Linked DNA regions of Homo sapiens: region 1 is linked to region 2. A link is a loop called in an ENCODE intact Hi-C map of the cell type or tissue named here. Cell type or tissue: natural killer cell. All regions are shown on one strand. Each heading gives the region's core, and the rest is flanking DNA. Links, peaks and the distances in the headings are about the cores only.

Region 1 (7,486 bases), core at 1,326-5,325, 230 kb before region 2:
AAGCTGTTGGTGAGGGCTTGAAGTGAGGACAACAAACTGTCACCTCTGGTTATATGGAATATAGAAAGTGTACTAATAAACTCAATGATCTAGCAGAAATTTGCTGAAAGAGGGCAAAAGAGGACAAAGATGATCTTAAAAAAATGAACTATTTGAGTGGAATTTGGAGGAAATGTAAAATGTCAGCCAGGAATTCTTTAAGAAACAGTTTCTGAGCATAGCAGGGTAGGGGAAGATGAATCCTTTGCTAAGACTTTAGAAAGACCTAGGCAGTGCCTTCCAGAACTTTCAGACAGACAAAAGGCACTCTCCAGATCTTAAAGAAATGTGTAACAGAAACTCTTATTGTTCAAAAGGCAGGATCTAAGAGGCAAGGATTTAAGATCTAAAAGTGCTGTCCCATAGGAACCTCACAGGGGACCCAAGATAGAGAAGGGTTTGTGTCAAAGAAACTTATGGGTATGGCTTTCGTCTAATAGGCTGGATTCCTTGAAAACAGATACACCGGAAACTCACACAATTTTTAAGCAATCATGTCAGATTACATGTAAAGGGATAGACAAGAAAAAAAAAATGAAGAGACTGCTATATCAAGGGTCAGCAAACCAGAGCCTATATACCAAATCCAGCCCACCACCTGTTTTTGTAAATAAAGTTTTACTGGGACACAGTCATATTCATTCATTTGCCTATTGTCTATGGCTGCTTTCATTTTTAACAGCAAAGATGAGTAGCTTCAACAAAAACCGCATGTCCTGCTAAACCTAAAATATTTACTATATGGCCTTAATTTACAAGAAAAGCTTTCCAGTTCCTGCCCTGATCCCCTAACCTTTCATGGGCACGAAGCAGGATAAGAAGGCTACTTGGCTGCACACAGAGCCCACAGGCCAGTTTTTATGCAAAAGGAAGGATGACTCAGAGGGCAGAGGCAAGAACCTCAGAGAACTCCCAGAGAATAAGACTGAGCTCCTTATCAAGAAATCATCAACACATATCTGACTGGAATTCAGAAATGTTATAGACCAGTGTTTGCTGGGTGCCTCCCAATTTCTCTCTTTTTGAATAAAACTGTCTAAAGCCATTATCCTATGCTTACCATCATTTATGATGGGCGTATGGGCAGTCAGTAACTCGTTGCTTTAGTTCACATATCAATTATTGAGGAACTATACTTGAGGAGCTATGCTGACAAAATCACTCCTAAAGAGCGTCATCCGCCAATTGACCAGATTTAGATGACAAAACCCTGGCTTCCAGCTGATGCCACAGGGATCTGGGGCGGTGGTGGGGATGGGGAGGCGCGAGGGGGAAGGCAGGATGAGTGGGGAAGAAGCAACTGTCCTTTCCATGTAGAAGAAATATGAATTGTTTTGGCCAGAAGGTTGACTATAGCAGATTGTACTTTCCAAAAATGATGGCAACAATACCCTTCATCTTGACCACTTTCTAAATCCCCTTACTTGGACACAGGGTGGGGAATATCACACACTGGGGGCCTGTCGTGGGGTGGGGGGAGGGGGGAGGGATACCATTAGGAGAAATACCTAATGTAAATGACAAGTTAATGGGTGCAGCACACCAACATGGCACAAGTATACATATGTAACAAATCTGCACGTTGTGCACACGTACCCTAGAACTTGAAGTATTTTTAAAAAATGTGCTATGTCAGGCACCAAAATAAAATTATGAACATATGAAAAAAAATTTAAGAAGATTTGTGACTCACTTGTAACTAGAAGAATGAGGCAAAAGTGATGCTGCATGACTTCCATGGGTAGCTCAGAAAAGGCAACGCAGCCTCCACCTTACTTGCTAAAAGACTTCCCCCTTGAAGCCATCAGCTGCTATATAAGAAGTCTAATTCCCCTAAGGCTATCATTAATCCTTGCAAAGAGCTATATGGAGAGATCCTTATGACACGACAAAGAGTAACATCAGTCCCCTTGCTGTTCCATTGCCTCTCTGCCCACCGGCCTCTTTCATCTGATCACAAACACATGAAAGACTCCAAGCCAAAACTGCCCAGTGGATTCTTTCTCAAATTCTTGATCCTGACAGAAATAATTGAAAGAAATAATAAAATAACTGTTGCTGTTTTTAGCTTCTAAGTTTGAGATGATTTGTTATGCAGCAACATCTCCTCTGAAGCATTTAGTAAACCAGCTATTCACTTATTTTTTTAAAATTTTACTAAGCCCTCTTTCTTCGTGTAAGGCAATGTGATGTATTTAACCTGTTTTTTTTTTGACCCAGTTTTTACTTTTCTGTCCTAAATTATAACAACCTTATTAATATAAAGAAAGCATGCACTGCCACCATTCATGAATTTACATCTGCATTTTAGCCATGAAGAATGCTTCCAATGGCAAGTATTGCATTTTGCAGATCATTCTAGAAAAGTCTGAAAATATTTCTTTACCTGCTCTAAAGTTGTTCAACACCTCTCACATATTTCAATTAGCTAACATATAGGGTTAGAAACATCATGGAAAAGTGAATCCACAGACAATACCTACGAGGAACTCAGATCCTGATACACTGTAACTGGCAGTTACCTCACTTTTATTTTTTGAGTAGTTGATGGAAGTTCTGGGATCAGCATCTTCTTTATACAAAAATACTCAAATCCTGAACTCTCCAATCAACGACTCCACTGTAATGCCAATGTAGTTAAAAAAAATTAAGTATTTTAATAGTATATTCCACTGTAATTGTGTGGTAAAGACAGTAGGAGATCTTTAAGTTTGCGGGATTTCAACAAAAAAAAGAAAGAAAAGCTATAACAACGATAAGAAAACAAAGTTTTCTGTTTATTATTAACTTTTTTTTCATAACTATGCCATTCCCAACCTGGATAATTAGTCAAAAACTGAAATAACCATATTATAAGCTGAATGGGCAGCTGAGATATTTCAAGTAATTTTCTAGAAGCATCCTATATTTTTCACATAAAACTGCACCATCCATTTGAAGCAAAACTTTTGCCCTTAATCCCCTATACAAACTCATCCCTAGGTTTTTAAGAGGGAGAGAAGGGCTTAATTTCAGCTTATAATAACAATGACAACCATGATGTAGGACATTTCCTATATTATGGAATTTTGGAGGATGAACGACCCAATACGATGTGATCCATAGTTAGTGTCCCCAAAGATCTCCAAATTCTAAGAAATGTCCTAGCATTCTGATTGTGATTAATCAGGTGAGTAAATCTAAAGGTAAAGCTCATGCTAGTGATTTTTTTCATCTCTCCAGCAAGCTGCCACCACCTTACCAATACATAGTGTATTTACTGCTATTCTTCTTACCGCGGTTTCTGACCTGTCAACATGAGTGCAATCGAGCAATAATGCAGATACTCTATGGCTGACACCCTTCCGATAATGATGCGATAGGCTGTTGGAATTAAACTTAAAACTGGGGCACCTGAATACTTGGTTTAAAGGATTCATCTTGAAGGAATGACTTACATAATATCCTGTAGGAAAAATAAGCGTCAAAGCAATTTAAATATTGTTATTCAGAAAGAAGCCTAAAGTAAGACTTAGAATTCAATACATGACAATAACTTATCCAAACTTTAAACAAATTAGAGTGACTTACAACACTACCTTTGCTTTTCTGACAAAGTCTTAAATTCAAGAGGCTTCTCATTCACAAAAGGCTATTAAGCCTTATCATAAGCATAAACAAATACAGAGTTAATATGCATTTTAGTGTAAGCATGGGTTGTTTAACAGAGGAACAGATAAGACAGAGCTAGTCACCATTACCTTGGGCTTCTTCCAGTCATCCTGAGGTAGATATCATACAGGAATGCTGGGGCCTTATGGCTTACAGCAATCCAGTAATGATATAAAAGATGATTGGAGGTTAGATTTACATTGGGCCGTCTGAAGGCCTGTTCGAGAGGATTCCTCTTGAAAGTGGAAATTACATGGTACTCTGAAGAAGAAAAGTTGTGTAACAGCTTTGATAATAACCATGTAATGAAGTTTTGAAAAAAAAAAATCATGTTTTTATAATGCAAAATATTTTACCAAAGATGTCAGAGTTCGTACATTTAAAAAACAAACTTTTCTACTCTCTAGTAGCTAAGAGAATATGGTTATTAGACTGCTAAACTCAAGTGGTTTTGTAACTGCCGCTATTTATGAATTTTAGATGAATGAATTTTTGCTAAAATTCACTCTTAAAATCCTTTTAATGTTTTACCTATGTCAGTTTACAGTGTCACTTTCTATATTTCACCTCTCACGATAGCTTCTTCCTTTCTGTTCCTCTTTCCAGACTCTTATTACTGTACTTACTTAAAAAAGAAAAGGAAAATAATCATCCTTTGCTTAAGATGCTCAAATTAACATACATTAACAGGCTTAAAACAACCCAAAATTAACTTCTGTTGTAATTTATATAGGCTATGTAATGTCAACATAATCAAACCTAGTATCATCTATATTAATACTTTACTAGAAATGTATATTGAGATAGTCACTAAAATATAACGCTCAATTTCAGCTTTTACTAAACTTTATAACACAATAAAAGATTACAAAAAAACCTAACTCATTAAAAATGTTTAAATATTCTTAAAAGAATACTGAAAATAATTATCATAAAGTTAAAATCACCTTAGATTTTATCTTTTTCTTATATGCTCTAATGGTCAATTTTACACTGAAATAAAAATGCCACAGAAAAATCCTAGGACAAATGTCATAAAAAATCTACATTGAAATCAAAATTGTTCTGCAGGGGTAATTAATCAATTAGAGGTTAAATAAGACCTATCACTAAATCAATGCCAAAAAAATTTTACTTTAAATTTGAACTCATCAACCAACAATTTAAAATTGACTCAATTTCAATGGGTTTTAACTATTCCTATTTAAGTTATGCTATTCCTATAGAACTAGGAACATGTATATCTGCTGTGAATCTGTGAATTTAAATAGATTAATACAGGTTAATAGAAAATATTCTGGCAAACTGTATCCTACTTCCTAACTCCTTCATTTATTACTCTGGGTACCACTTGATATACCACCTCTTGTAAGAAGTGATACTGCCTATGGATAGGCAACATCAAGACTGAGGGTGCTCACAAGGGAGAAAAAAAGCACTGTTCCCATGCCATAGGTATCTACGAGGGCTACTGCAGATGGCAGGAGAAAAACAGCAAGGCTTAGACAAGGGTAGGGTGGGTGGGTAAGAATAGACAGCAGTATATTTTTAAATTTGTGAAACATTATTAAGGACCACAAGGTAGTATTGGTAGATAATACTTCTAAGACGACAATTAAGAACAAATTGGTAACTCAGTGGCCTTAATGCCTCATAGGTATTCTAACATTAAAACTTCAGGGAACTTGGTTCTTTAAGATTTATTCTAACATTCAAAAACACAGGTAAAATCATACCAACTTCACCCCAGTGGAAAGGATTAGTGCTGCCTGTTGTACAATTATACACCATGATGTTTCTTGGTCTGCAAAGACAAAGATGAAACCAATTAATCATAATAAGAGGCCAAACATATCCAATCTAAGTCCTACATAGTATTCAAGAAGACATGAGGATGATGGGCACCTTTTCTATACTATTTTTTTTTAATTATCCTTAAAGGATTAGTTTTTACTTTAATGACTATTTACAACTACCCTTTCTTCTTCCCCTACCAAAAATAATAACTTATTTTAAAAAATACAGACTTTTTTCTTTCACATTTTTCCTCCTTATATTAGCAGGAATGTCTATTTTTAAACACGAGGAAAACAACAAATGACCTCAGCTCTTCTTGTCTCATTTTCAGAGGATCTAGCTGAAAAAAAATTATGGACTAAGTTTCCTTTTGCCAGAAACAACATATTCATATAATCCTATCTCTCTTTTTTTAGGACAGAAAATACTGATTATCAAAAATAAGGGTAGTTTACTACCTAGAAAAAAAAAGTTATTGGGAAGTTTAAAGTTTAAGTGTTACCTGTAAATGCTACTATTATTTTTTAAAGGAAAGATGTTCATGGGCTGATTAAAGCTGCTCTGGTGTACCATGTTTAATATATGTAAACCATATTCTGTGAATTTCAGCTCTTTATATATTCAACAAGTTTTAGTTTGGATTAAAAAATCATGCTTAGGGGAGGGTATTTTTTTTTTTTTCATTTTTAAGTGAACTTGTCTATCCTGTAAGTAATACATGAGCATTAACATTAATTCTTCATTACTACTGATGGGAGCACTTGCTATTGTCTGTGATAATACCAACTCTTGGAGTTGGCAGTGATACAGCCTAAATATTGGTATGGCAATATCTGGATAGAGGGATTAATTAACATTACTCAAAAGCTATGTCTTCCCTTTTCAGTTACTATATATTTAATAAGCGACATTGTCACCTCATATACCTATTAACTCCGGAATACCAGGCTGCCGCAAGACTCATGTTGACAACTACATCTACAGGAACAAGATCTGCAAGGGCATTGTTGGAGGCACGTATTGTTCGAAGAATTCCTTTCCCTGCCTTTGTTGAAATTAAAAACAACACCTTAAGATATATAAGCCATAGTGTATATATATTTAAAGATATACAAAAAGCAGAAAAATGTATAGAATATTAAATAAATCAAAAGGTTTACTTACCGCAATAAAGAGACCACTTGGTCCATTAAAGTTATCAATCCATCCCTAATACCAAAAATTTTAAAAGGGAGAGAAGCTTAGAAACATTATGAAGCTAGAGATTTATTATTTGAACTCTACAACCCCAAATATATACTTGGTAGCTGTCTTCTAAAAACTAAAAAACAGACTAGATTCAGGCCAGACTATTTCTACCAGTCCCAAACAGAAGCAGTCTTCCTCTGGGATCAAAAATAATTGAGTAAAATCATTTTCAAAGGGCTACCTACTACTCTTCCATTAACTCTCTGCAAAGAGAAATTTATAAAAGAGGGTTTATATTGTTGAATATTTTTACAAAATTAAGCTTGTTCAAGTTTGATTTTATGCTATTTACTAATTCAATAGCCTGAGATTAGGGAAAATGGTAAATCCTCCTCAAAATTATGAATAAAACAGAGAAAAATAGAATAATTGTCAAAGCAACAACAGATGCTATCACTTACTACCATTACACAGACCTAGGTTTTGCCTAAATCAATTGACCCAACTGGTTTATATTTCTGCTTTCTCTCATTCCAGGAATTCACAAATACCCTAACACCCTGTACCTTTTTTACTTTGTGATCTACAGAGGAAGGGGTCTACCTCCTGGAAGGTCTGCCTCTTTTTGCTACTAAGAAACAAACCAAATCTCCTCTGACTTAAGAAAATGTCACAGCTTTTAATTTTCACTTAGGATTTTTTAAATGTTGATCTACATTTCTATATACCCAGCGTCACATTATAGAAATGAAAGTACCAATAAAATTAACTCTATGAACACAAAACAGCTTTGCCATGGTAATTCACCTTT
Region 2 (7,486 bases), core at 1,933-5,932:
CTCAAAGAGTTCATTTTCTAATGGAGAAAGACAGATAGGTAAGCAAGTAATTACAATACAAATACAAAATACTGTGAGATACAGAGAGAGTAGACTTGCCTGATAGAATGAACAATTGAGATGGAAGTTTAACGGTAAGTGAACTTTGTAAAATGTAGAACAGAAGAATATTAACAAATTTCTTGCATTCTGGTGGAATCAATCAAACTGTAGTTTAAATGCAAAGAAAATTAACTTTAAATAGAAAGGGATGCATTACAGAATCATAGAGAATGCTGAAGGAAACAATCTAGGAAAGACTCAAAGTCACTGAGGGAGCGATTCTCTCTTCTAATAGCAGTAGCTGCCTTGACTATTATCCTGAGACTGCCCTGATCAGGAGGCAGCTGCTGTTCCAGAAACACACTACACCTCTACCATCCACCCCAGCAAAACGGATGTCCAGCATTCTGCCTATTGACATCTGTCAGTGCCTTGTCATTGTAACGTTTGCTAACACTAGTACAGTAAAATCAAACCGGTCCACAACAATGCTTGCCAGCAGAAAGGGAGAAGTGGCAGATTACCTTACTTCTGCCTTCCCTTTCTCACAAGAATGCATATGATTTGCTGAACCTTAGCGGCAGAGGTGTCTGGAAAATGTAGTTTTTAACTTGCCAACCTATGTAATAGAGGAATACACACTAGAAGGTGGAGTGGACAGTGTCTCTGACTCCCTGGTAGAGAAATGGCACGGTGAGTATTCTTGAATATGTCCTCTTATGGAACTGTGTGAGAATTTCTTTGGGATCGTTATCCAGAAGTAGAATCATAAGACAGACATAAATGAGTTTCACAAGCACAGTTTATACTCCTTCCAGTAGGCTAAGCATTCCTGTTTCCTTATTTCCACCTCCAGTTTGGAATGATATGCCTTTATAAAAAGTTTTGCCATATTGACGTCAGGTGGTAGCTCATTGGTTTAATTTGTGTACCTCTGATTATTAGTGAGATTGGTATTATCTCTACATGTTGGTCATTTGAGTGTGAACTGCTTATTTATATCCTTTGCCATTTTTCTATTAGTTTTCTGGCCCTGTTGATTTTGAATTCTTTGTATATTCTAATGCAAATTCCTTGTTGGTTTTGTTTGTTTATGTATTTATTTATTTACTTATGAGACAGAGCAGCCTCACTGTGTTACCCAGGCTGGAGTACAGTGGTGCAATCACGGCTCACTGCAGCCTCAAACTCTCAGGCTCAAGTGATCCTCCTACCTCAGCCTCCCAAGTAGCTGGGACTATAGGTGCACACCACTGTGCACAGCTAATTTTAAATTTTTTTGTAGAAATGAGGTCCCACTATGTTGCTCAGCTGGTCTTGAACTCCTGGGCTCAAGTGATCCTCCTGCCTCCCCCTCCCAAAGTGTTGAGATTACAGGCGTGAGCCATCGCACACGGCCCCGTGTTGGTTTTAAATGCCACAAATATTTTCTCCCAGTGTGTCATGTATTTGCTAACTCTTTCTATGCTTTTTTTTAAAACTTAAAGGTCTTTTATTAGCATTAACTTAGCAACTTAATAATGTATTAAAATAACCATTCTAAAAAAGAAAAACTTGAAACATCTTTCTATAGTATTGTCTCAAAAACTACAAATTAGACAACTGACTGAAAATGCCAACTTTCCAAAGAGTGCGCAATTTCACCATGATATTTTGCTTTGTATCTTGATCCTGAATTAATAAGAACTAGTAATATAAAGAAAATTCGCAGGTTAAATCAGATGTTCAAAATAAGATTTAGTCAAGAGATACCTTTTAAAATTGTCAATGACTTAATAACCAGATTTAATTATATGAGGGTGACGGATATACTCATTATCTTCATTGTAATGGTGGCTTCACAGGTATATACGTAGGTCAACATTTATGAAGCCATACACTTCATGTCTGTGGTAGAAAACTTTTAGAATTACAGAAAGGATTTTTAAAAGTGGGGGGAAGAGGGAACCCATCCTAAATGCCACCAACAAAAATGACCACTGTTGATATTTTGGTTACTAAGTTTTTGGATTTTCTAGCATACATCTACTCAGAGTACAATTCATAATTGACACGTTAATTGCAACTGAGAGTCAGCTAAAGCATGTACATGTTAAAACAAGGAGACCACCCACAATATTAGCAAAAGTATTTACTTCCTGCCATATAAAAGCTTCCAAACTTATTTTAAGATGCCACACAAAGCCCATTATCCAACATAGTAACTTTGGTTTCAAACTTTGCCTGTCCATTGACTGTAGGAAAAACAAGCTTAGGTACTCCAGGTAAGACAGAAGTGGGGCATGGGGATGTTGGGAGAGGTGCCATCACTTCTAAAGTGTCTGTATGCAGGGAATCCAAACCTAAAACAGAGAAACTGACCCAGTACCACAAAATTGAGACAACTGAGCCTATGATGACCACTTAGTGCAGTTAGTTATGTTTTGTCTGCATTAGAAATCGACATTTGCCTTTCTAAAGGATTTCTTTCTACATATCTTGAAAGACAACATAGAGGAGTGATCCTGGCTCAGCCAAGGGACCCTGAGGCAAGCTGATTCAGTACGTTGGGTCTTAATTAATTAATTGCCATCTCTGTAAAACAGGGCTTACAACCAAAACTCACTGAAGCACAGTTCATACAGATAAAACACTTAGAACAGCTCTGCCATTTAGCAGTGTCACTGAAGTCTAGGTGGAAGCCACACCCCTTATTAATCTGCTTTGAAGGCCTTGTGTCTCTTTCTCCACACTCATTTCCTGAACCTCCCACCCCTACGGGTCCCAGTCACTCCGACTCTTTCATCAATTCCCAGAACACACCGGGCTCATCACCTCCAAAGCTTCTGTTCTCACTATTCCAGGGCTTGCCTTTTTCATGTGGCCTCCCCTTCTTTCATTCTTCATCTCTTGGCTTAAATGTCACCTTGACGAGGGGCTATCACTCAGTCTGTCTAGGCTTTCCTACTATTTTCTGCCACTAAACTCTGCTTATTTACTTCAAACCATTTTCATGATTGGCAATATTTTGTTCACACTATTGTCTGTCTCCATTTCCTGTGGGCAGCAACTCTCTCTGGTCACCTCCATACCCCTGAAGTAGTGCTCATTATGTAGTGAAGGGTAATACATACCTGTTGCCTGAATGAACGCACCCTTGTGGGGAAAGGCAGATATTGCCTCTTGGGCAGGAAGAGCAGAGGGGACAGAAAAAGTCCTCAAATGTCGGGAATCAACAGCTGAGAGGAAACGAGTTCAGCAATCGAGAGCCTAGACCAGGAGCGTCCAATCTTTCAGTTTGGTTTCCCTGGGCCACAATGGAAGAATTGCCTTTGGCCACACGTAAAATACACTGACGTTAATGATAGCTGATGAGCTTAAAAAAACAAAAAAAAAAAAACAAAAAAAACGCACTATGTTTTAAGAAAGTTTACGAATTTGTGTTGGGCTGCATTCAAAGCCGTCCAGAGTTGTATGCAGCTGGTGGGCCGCAAGTTGGACAAGCTTGGCCTAGACGTTGCTGTCACACGTAACAGAACTCAGCCCCCACCAGCTCAGCCTTCTGAGGGTGAGAGGTGACAATGTACTAGCAGCCCTCACTCGCTCTCCGCCTCCAGTCTGGCCGTGCTTGAGGAGCCCTTCAGCCCGCGGCTGCACTGTGGCGGCCCCTCTCTGGGGCTTGCCAAGGCTGGAGCGGGCTCCCTCTGCTGGCGAGGAGGTGTGCAGGGAGAGGCAGCGGCTGGAGCCATTGAGAGGTGAAACCAGCCGGCTTCTGGGTCGGGTGGGGACTTGGAGAACTTTTGTGTCTAGCTAAAGGATTGTAAACGCACCAATCAGCACTCTGTGTCTAGCTAGAGGTTTGTAAACGCACCAATCAGCACCCTGTCAAAACGGACCAATCAGCTCTCTGTAAAATGGACCAGCTCTCTGTAAAATGTACCAATCAGTAGGATTTGGGTGGGGCCAGATAAGGGAATATAAGCAGGCCACCCGAGCCAGCAGCGGCAACCCATTCGGGTCCCCTTCCATGCTATGAAAGCTTGGTTCTTTCGCTCTTTGCAATAAATCTTGCTGCTGCTCACTCTTTGGGTCCGCACTAACTTTATGAGCTGTAACACTCACCATGAAGGTCTGCAGCTTCACTCCTGAAGCCAGTGACACCACGAACCCACTGGAAGGAATGAACAAATCCAGATGCACTGCTTTTAAGAGCTGTAACACTCACCACAAGGGTCCGCGGCTTCACTCTTGAAGTCAGTGAGACCACAAACCCACCGGAAGGAAGAAACTCCAGACACATCTGAACATCTGAAGGAACAAACTCCGGACACACCAACTTTAAGAACTGTAGCACTCACCACAAGGGTCCCCGGCTTCATTCTTGAAGTCAGTGAGACCAAGAACCCACAAATTCTGGACACAAGGGAAAAATGCCAAAGGAGAGTGGGGCAGAGGCAGAGAGATGAGACATGGCCTCTGCTGAAGAGGTGAGGGCAGGATAGTACCCAGTAGCCAAGGAGGAGAGGAGAGACAAATGGGACTGTGAGCCAGGGGTGGAGATGCAAAGCTGGGAAGCACCCCCATCGCCTCTGGGATGAGGCTGGTGTCTCCAGGGGTGAGCCTGCCTGAGGACATGAGCCTGCAGAACCCAAAGATAGAGCCTCTGGAAAGACTCCAGCTGCCCCAGTCCCAGGCCAAGGCCTGGCTCACCTGTGGCTCACCTTAGCCGCGGGCAGCCCCGAGAACCCGATCCCTGCAGCAACTGCGTCGCCACCAGCACCACAGCTGCCGTCTTTATAGTTAATTTCGATGAACTCAGATATATCAATTTTTCACTTTATTGTTTGTATTTTTCAGGAGTCTTGTTGAAGAAGTATTTCCCCAGCCCTAGGCCACAAAGTTACCTCTTACATCTGCTTTAGAGTTTTACCTTTCACTTTGTTTTTTTCTTATTTTTTTTTAATTATACTTTAAGTTCTAGGGTACATGTGCACAACATGCAGGTTTGTTACATATGTATACAATGCCATGTTGGTGTGCTGCACCCATTAACTCGTCATTTAACATTAGATATTTCTCCTAATGCTATCCCTCCCCTCTCCCCCGACCCCACGACAGGAACCGATGTGTGATATTCCCCACCCTGTGTCCAGGTATCTCCAGAATTAGTTCCTTCCAGTGGGTTCTTGGTCTTGCTGACTTCAAGAATGAAACCACAGACCCTCATGGTGAGTGTTACAGCTCTTAAAGGTGGTGTGTCCAGAGTTTGTTCCTTCAGATGTTCAGATGTGTCCAGAGTTTCTTCCTTCTGGTAGGTTTGTGGTCTCGCTGACTTCAGGAATGAAGCTGCAGACCTTCCCAGTGAGTGGCACAGCTCTTAAAGGTGGTGTGGACCCAAAGAATGAGCAGCAGCAAGATTTATTGTGAAGAGCAAAAGAACAAAGCTTCCACAGCATGGAAGGAGACCCCAGCTGGTTGCCACTGCTGGCTGCCCCTCCTGGCTCAGGTGGCTAGCTTTTATTCCCTTATTTGGCCCCACCCACATCCTGCTGATGGGTCCATTTTACAGAGTGCTGATTGGTCCATTTTACAGAGTGCTGATTGGTGCGTTTTTACAGAGTGCTGATTGGTGCGTTTACAAACCTTTAGCTAGACATAGAGCGCTGATTGGTGTGTTTTTACCGAGTGCTGATTGATGCATTTACAAACCTTTAACTAGACTCAGAGCACTGATTGGTGTGTTTACAATCCTCTAGGTAGACAGAAAAGTTCTCCAAGTCCCTACAGAACAAGAAGCCAAGCGGGCTTCACCTCTCACAAGTGTTTTCATTGTTCAATTCCCACCTATGAGTGAGAACATGTGGTATTTGGTTTTCTGACCTTGCGACGGTTTGTTCAGAATGATGGTTTCCAGCTTCATTCATGTCCCTACAAAGAACATGAACTCATCCTTTTTATGGCTGCATAGTATTCCAGGGTGTATATGTGCCACATTTTCTTAATCTAGTCTATCATTGATGGACATTTGGGTTGTTTCCAAGTCTTTGCTATTGTGAATAGTGCTGCAATAAACATACGTGTGCATGTGTCCTTATACTAGCATGATTTATAATCCTTTGGGTATGTACCCAGTAATGGGATGCTGGGTCAAATGGTATTTCCAGTTCTAGATCCATGAGGAATCGCCACACTGTCTTCCACAATGGTTGAACTAATTTACACTCCCACCAACAGTGTAAAACTGTTCCTATTTCTCCACACCCTCTCCAGCACCTGTTGTTTCCTGACTTTTTAATGATTGCCATTCTAACTGGTGTGAGATGGTGTCTCATTGTGATTTTGATTTGCATTTCTCTGATGGCCAGTGATGATGAGCATTTTTTCATGTGTTTTTTGGCTGCATAAATGTCTTCTTTTGAGAAGTGTCTGTTTATATCCTTCACCCGCTTTTTGATTGGGTCATTTGACTTTTCTCTTGTAAATTTGTTTAAGTTCTTTGTAGATTCTGGATATTAGCCCTTTGTCAGATAGGTAGATTGCAAAAATTTTCTCCCATTCTGTAGGTTGCCAGTTCACTCTGATGATAGTTTCTTTTGCTGTACAGAAGCTCTTTAGTTTAATTAGATCACATTTATCAATTTTGGCTTTTGTTGCCATTGCTTTTGGTGTTTTAGTCATGAAGTCCTTGCCCGTGCCTATGTCCTGAGTGGTATTGCCTAGGTTTTCTTCTAGGATTTTTATGGTTTTAGGTCTAACATTTAAGTCTTTAATCCATCTTTAATTAATTTTTTTACAAGGTGAAAGGAAGGGATCCAGTTTCATCTTTCTACATATGGCTAGCCACTTTTCCCAGCACCATTTATTAAATAGGGAATCCTTTCCTCATTTCTTGTTTTTGTCAGGTTTGTCAAAGATCAGATGGTTGCAGATGTGTGGTATTATTTCTGAGGGCTCTCGTTCTGTTCCATTGGCCTATATCTCTGTTTTGGTACCAGTACCGTGCTGTTTTGGTTACTGTAGCCTTGTAGTATAGTTTGAAGTCAGGTAGTGTGATGCCTCCAGCTTTGTTCTTTTTGCTTAGGATTATCTTGGCAATGCGGGCACTTTTTTGGTTCCATCTATTAAGATAATCATGTGGTTTTTGTCTTTGGTTCTGTTTATATAATGGATTATGTTTATTGATTTGCATATGTTGAAGCAGCCTTGCATCCCAAGGATGAAGCCCACTTGATCATGGTGGATAAGCTTTTGGATGTGCTGCTGGATTTGGTTTGCCAGTATTTTATTGGGATTTTTGCATTGATGTTCATCACGGATGTTGGCCTAAAATTCTCTTTTTTCATTGTGCCTCTGCCAGGCTTTGGTATCAGGATGATGCTGGCCTCATAAAATGAGTTAGGAAGGATTCCTTCTTTTTCTATTGATTGGCATAGTTTCAGAAGGAATGGTACCAACTCCTCTTTGT

The links. A loop is a pair of places that touch in the nucleus more often than their neighbours do. Peaks named below come from ENCODE experiments on the same cell type or tissue, not always from the same donor. Only the 100,000 strongest peaks of a DNase experiment are listed, where the experiment ranks them.
Region 1: it touches region 2 in a loop (2.4-fold over the local background); 1 of 110 quality-filtered maps calls a loop at or near these places.

Annotation. Positions count from the first base shown.
Region 1 is chr11:13,710,974-13,718,459 of GRCh38, reverse strand. FAR1 (fatty acyl-CoA reductase 1) reads right to left here. Exons shown (of 12, transcript NM_032228.6): 6 at 6,652-6,696; 7 at 6,414-6,532; 8 at 5,427-5,494; 9 at 3,780-3,951. Among named protein-coding and RNA genes, the nearest start is that of FAR1, 46 kb to the right of the region's middle. In natural killer cell, for the core only: no CTCF peak of the experiment used is centred there; no DNase peak of the experiment used is centred there.
Region 2 is chr11:13,483,537-13,491,022 of GRCh38, reverse strand. No RefSeq gene overlaps it. Among named protein-coding and RNA genes, the nearest start is that of PTH, 8.7 kb to the left of the region's middle. In natural killer cell, for the core only: CTCF peaks have their summits at 3,362 and 3,714 (motif pointing left); DNase peaks (open chromatin) are centred at 3,212 and 3,712; H3K4me3 peaks cover 451 bases; H3K27ac peaks cover 783 bases.